Regions from separate parts of the Homo sapiens genome. Here region 2 is linked to region 1. A link is a contact called in ENCODE Hi-C or POLR2A ChIA-PET data. All regions are on one chromosome and are shown on one strand. The core of a region is the stretch at or near the end of the contact, and the rest is flanking DNA. Distances in the headings are between cores, read along the strand shown. Region 1 holds the start of RPL24 (ribosomal protein L24). Region 2 has its middle 17 kb from the start of NFKBIZ.

What was found. A loop is a pair of places that touch in the nucleus more often than their neighbours do. ChIA-PET counts read pairs that join two places held with the same protein, here RNA polymerase II (POLR2A). Pooled maps may share reads with other maps.
Region 2: POLR2A ChIA-PET joins it to region 1 with 14 read pairs in H1. The contact joins the enhancer-like site here to the promoter of RPL24 in region 1. A Hi-C loop is called at or near these places in 4 of 168 maps with a recorded cell type or tissue (B cell, CD8-positive, alpha-beta T cell, naive thymus-derived CD4-positive, alpha-beta T cell and 1 more), 5 of 37 single-sample maps with no recorded cell type and 12 of 50 pooled maps. POLR2A ChIA-PET finds 5 or more read pairs at or near these places in 12 of 52 experiments (CD4-positive, alpha-beta T cell, CD4-positive, alpha-beta memory T cell, GM12878 and 7 more).

What each region holds. Positions count from the first base shown.
Region 1 is chr3:101,685,462-101,688,161 of GRCh38, reverse strand. RPL24 (ribosomal protein L24) reads left to right here and starts at 1,444. Exons shown (of 6, transcript NM_000986.4): 1 at 1,444-1,490; 2 at 1,605-1,680; 3 at 2,234-2,344. The coding sequence starts at 1,486. It overlaps LOC124906262 (endogenous retrovirus group K member 5 Gag polyprotein), which reads right to left. Exons shown (of 3, transcript XM_047449415.1): 2 at 773-2,700. The coding sequence starts at 783. RefSeq lists enhancers at 1-237, 1,148-1,197, 1,208-1,697, 668-1,867, 1,858-2,047.
Region 2 is chr3:101,864,950-101,867,649 of GRCh38, reverse strand. No RefSeq gene overlaps it. Among named protein-coding and RNA genes, the nearest start is that of NFKBIZ, 17 kb to the right of the region's middle. Within about 2 kb of position 1,334, at least 2 of the 41 ENCODE cell types and tissues checked have a DNase peak (open chromatin) inside an H3K27ac peak, as active enhancers do.

The DNA.
Region 1 (2,700 bases), core at 195-2,694:
CTACTAAAAATACAAAAATTAGCCGAGCGTGGTGGCAGGCGCCTGTAATCCCAGCTACTCGGGAGGCTGAGGCAGGAGAATCAATCGTTTGAACCCAGAGGGCGGAGGTTGCAGTGAGCCGAGACCGCGCCACTTCACTCCAGCCTGAATGAAAGAGCGAAACTCCGTCTCAAGGAAAAAAAAAAAAAAAAAAGACTGGCTCCAACACAATTGTACAGTTTTCATGACATTAGTCAGCCAACTTGTTAGACATTCCAAATATCTTCAACCAGCTACCTTACAAAACGTTTTTAGGGTGAGTTGCATACATAGAAAGCAGAACTCAGTCATTACATTTGTTTCCTAGTCATATACTGCAACCTCCCACAGAATTCAAGAATTGCCTCTGGCCACTCCTTGTCATACGATGAAATATGTAGCATCATAGAAGGGCTCAACAGATTGAGCCCTTGGCCTCCCAGCGGGGCTCCACCGACCCCCTCAACTTCACTAGGCAGCAACTCCGAATTGTAGTTCTTAGGCAGGTACTTAATAGGAATTTTGGAAACTGAATGAGCTCATGTTTAAAAAGCCTTTGGCATAATTCCCGGCACAGAGAAAGCGCTCAAAGAATGTTAATTATAATTAATGCAAAGCGCCAACGCGCACTGTTCGATTCGCACAGCCTGAGAAACGGTTCGGTTGTCATTACTTTCTTATAAATGGTGAAACTATTAATTTGTTTGGTTGAGGAAATGGGCCAACAGGGAAGGCAAAATGTGACTGGTTTTACCTGCGGGGCATTCGTCTTTGGGTCTCTTTATGAGAAGAGAGGACACCTTTCTCTTCAGTTCACATTCCCTGCAGCCGGAAGATGGCTCTAGGATACTTGGCAGTAAGAGAGGCAGAATGGGCCGGGCGCAGTGGCTCCCGCCTATAATCCCAACACTTTGGGAGGCCGAGGAGGGCGGACCACCTGAGGTCAGGAGTTCGAGACCAGCCTGACCAACATGGAGAAACCCCGTCTCTACGAAAAATACAAAATTAGCCGGACGTGGTGGCACATGCCTGTAATCCCAGCTACTAGGGAGGCTGAGGCAGGAGAATCGCTTGAACCTGGGAGGCGGAGGTTACGGTGAGCCGAGATTGCGCCACTGCACTCCAGCCTGGGCAACAAGAGCGAAACTCCGTCTCAAAAAAAAAAAAGAGAGGAGAGACAGAGACAGAATGACTCATAAACCAACTGTCTGACTGCCTTTTTGGCAGGCCCTCTGGGCCCGAGAACCCTCCAGCGCCTCTGGATGAATTGCGCCAGAGGAAGTCAGCTGTCAGGGAAAACGAGATCTTTCGCCTCGCGATGATTACGTCATCAAGGAGGGCCAGGAGCATCGAAGGATATTGGGGAGGAGATTTCCGGCCCCCATCCCCGCAGCGACCTTATAAGGTCTCTTCCCATGATTCTCTCTTTCTTTTCGCCATCTTTTGTCTTTCCGTGGAGCTGTCGCCATGAAGTAAGCACGACCCGTGGTTCCCAATCCGCTTACATCCTCGGGCAGAACTCCTCTCTGTCGTCCCTGGCATGGCTGTAGACACCCTCCCTGATGGACTTTCACTTTTTGTTGCAGGGTCGAGCTGTGCAGTTTTAGCGGGTACAAGATCTACCCCGGACACGGGAGGCGCTACGCCAGGACCGACGGGAAGGTAAAAAGCCGCGTCGGCTTCACCTACCTTCTTGTACTCCGAGGAGGAAAGGCTGGTTTAATTCGGTTTAGGCGGGTTTATTCCCCACATCACCACTGGCCTCTGGAAGTCTTCGTGGACGCTCTGTGGACTGGTCGTTAGGACCAGAAACCTCTAAGTGAACCAGTGTTGATTATTTATTGTGAGCCAGGTCGGACATCAGGAGGGGTTTATGTAACTGATGTCCCGGTGTAAGGGAAATAACTGAGGTACGGAGGTACCCTTTGGAATCCTGGGACGGACAAGAGCAGAATGCTTCCCAGAAGGACGCACCACCCTGTCCTTTGCTATGAGCCTAGATTTCCTGCTCTCGAGAAAAGACTAAACGCAAGGACCTTCATAGTGTGACACAGTTACCTGCCAGTTATGTGACAGCCTTTTGGTCCTTGTGGGCCTCAGTTTTGTAAAATGATAAGCCAGAACTAGCATATTGATCTTCTAAGGATTCCAAGCTTACTCAGCCTCTTGTACTTTGTATAGTTAAATAGTAATTCCTTTGCATTTGTCACTCTAGGTTTTCCAGTTTCTTAATGCGAAATGCGAGTCGGCTTTCCTTTCCAAGAGGAATCCTCGGCAGATAAACTGGACTGTCCTCTACAGAAGGAAGCACAAAAAGGGACAGTCGGTAAGTGGAATACGCCTTGATGTTGGGGGCTATCTCTTAAGTTGTCAAAGCTCTCTGAACGTTGGTTTTCTGCTCTGTAAAATTAAATCAGACTGTATGCGAAAGAGCTCTTAAACTGTAAAGCGTCAGCAAAATGAAAAAGATATTATAAACTGTCTCTATATATTTTAGGCTAGTAGCAATACCGAGTTGAAATTTTAAAGTCAGATAAATTACGTTAAGCACCTTTGCGTTATAGGGCAGGGTGGAAGGGCTTAGTTTTCCAGTGGGAGGAAATTGAGAAGTTACCATAATTTGGTTTTGATTGCAATATTTACAGGATTAGTCCTAACATAGCCAGTGGACCATGAACCAGT
Region 2 (2,700 bases), core at 85-2,584, 180 kb before region 1:
GACAAGAGTTTGCATCTGATTCAACAGGCAGCATTGAGCCTTTGAAAAACTTTCTCTGTTTCTTTAACAGTATGCCAAGTAGTGGAAATTTTGGGATTGGTAAGAAAAGCAGGAAGATTGGAGGAAGAATAATTAGAAAGCTATTTACTGGGGACACAAGTTACTTATCTGTTAGCGACTCTTACTGACAATCTATAATGCTTGGAGTGGGCTTTAACTTATTCTAGAACAAAATATGGGGGCAAGAGGAAACAAAAATGGCAAAATGTTTATAATTGATGAAGTTTCATGATAGATGTATGTGTTCAATATACTATTCTGCCTACTTGTATGTGTGTTTGAATGTTTCCGTAATAAAAAGTCAGGTTCCTGTCTATTGTGGTAATCCAAGAATAAAGCCTTGAAAACCTAGATGTGGGTGGTGGCGGAGAAAATAGAAAAAAAAAAAATTAACAGACTTTTTTTAGCTACCCTATTAACTGATTAATAGACATTTTGACCTTGATAACAAATTTGATATAACTTTAGCTGAGGGAAGAAACAAAACTGATTGATTTATATAGATAGGGAAATAGAATAATGTCATAAAAGAAAAACTTGTCAGCTGTCTATAAATCCTGCACTTTAAATGACGTACCTCATTAGCCTGTATGATTAGAATGTGTATAGAAATTAATAACCTGTGTAAATTAAACTTCTGTCTATACATCTTCTTATTACACCACATTGGCAGGATCATGGATGGCTCACTGCAGCCCGGAACACTGGAGGCCCAAACAGTCCTCCCACCTCAGCCTCCAAGTAGCAGACACTACAGGCATGTGCCACCACACCTGGCTAAAAATTTATCTTTAAAAAAATTTTCCAGGAATATTTTGAGTAGAGGCACCATCCAAATGCTTACTTGTTTTCCCAAATGATATATTTTGAATTTTCCTTTGATATATTTTTCAAAATATATATTGGGATATATTCAAATATATCCCAAATGATATATTTTGAATTTCCTGGTGTAAGAAGTTACACCAGACAAAATTGCTATCCTGAAGACGACCAATTCTTCCATATCTGTGAGAGCCTAAAAAGGAGAATTTTTTGAAAATTTTAAAATATTCTGGAAGGAATACTTCTTGGGAGCAAAAAGAAAAGGATACCTTTTTTAAAGACAAAAGAAAAATGATATCTAATGTAAAAAAAAAAACACCTCTGGCACCAATTCAGAAAAGCAGACTCTCACTGGACACACTCCCACTGAGGCAAACACCAAAACTAACCCTAGAGTGCTGGAAGAAAATAGCAGTTCGCCTCCAGACCAGTCGACACCTGGGGCTTCCACGAAGGCCAATCAGGAAGTACCCTACAGTCTTACACAATCACTTGAAATTAAAGTACTACCTGAGAGATGTTTGGCTGCAAATAGGGAGAGCAGGCCATGTGAATTAAGATACCATGAATTGAGTTAATAAAAATAAATAGTAATTTGAAACTTAAACCCCAGATCAATTAAGCTAAGGAATCTAGTGTTGTTTCACAATCTGAAATTTGTCCCGATTGTCAAGCCTACAGGAACTATGCTGATCCAACAGGTAAACACATGCTGGATCCAACTACCAAGTTCCCAGAGCTGCTGAAATCTTTATTTCTGGAGCAAAAGCCAGAATCCTATCACTTAAAAAGATAATATCTAGAGTTAAAACAGTCTATTTCAATTGAGTTTTAGCAAAGTGGAATCAATTGTTATTGTATGAAACTGGATTTGACCCTTGACTTTTAAACATTTGCAGTTTTCAGTGACTAACTCCTCTACTGTTATCATTCCAAGATCAGATGCCGTAAAGCATAGGATTTTAATTTGATTTGGGATCATGTTGCTTCTCACACAGCTCTAGGTAGTGTGATCCAAGGTGAAGAGCAGCAGATTCATTCACATGTGTACCAGGGAGCAAAATGACAAGAGACAATTATAAAAGCTTTGTTGGAAGTTTAGGATACTTAAAGCTCTTTTAATCATTATCATAATTTTTGAGTTACAGCTCAATAAATATTTTTGTTTCTCTTAAAGTTTATCAATGGTAAATGAGTTGCCTGGTCAATGTTTAGTATTATAGCTAATAAATGAAATAGAGATATTTTACCATACATTAGATCAATAATAATATGTAAAAGATACCATAGATTCTGAAGACAGGCTATAGGATTGCTCAGAAAGAAATATTCATAAGTTCTAGAGATCTATTGTACAACATTGTCCCTATTATTGTACACTTTACAATTTCGTAAGAAAATAGAATGTTCTTACCATGATAAAATGATTTTTTAAAAAAGGAAATATTAATCTTACTCATTTTTTAAGAGAAATAATGATAACAGAAATTATTATAAATCCTCTTTCCTGGTGTAGTAAGTTTTAAGTTAAGGCTGCCCAAAGATATGTCCACATCCTAATCCTCAGAACCTGTGAATGTGACCTCATTTGGAAAAAAAGTCTTTGTACAATTTAGAATACTGAGGCCGGGCGTGGTGGCTCATGCCTATAATCCCAGAACTTTGGGAGGCCGAGGCAGACAGATCACTTGAGGTCAGGAGTTCGAGACCGTCATGGCCAAAATGATGAAACCTCGTCTTTACTAAAAATACAAAAATTAGCTGGACATGGTGGAGCACGCTTGTAATCCCAGCAACTTGGGAGGCTGAGGCAGG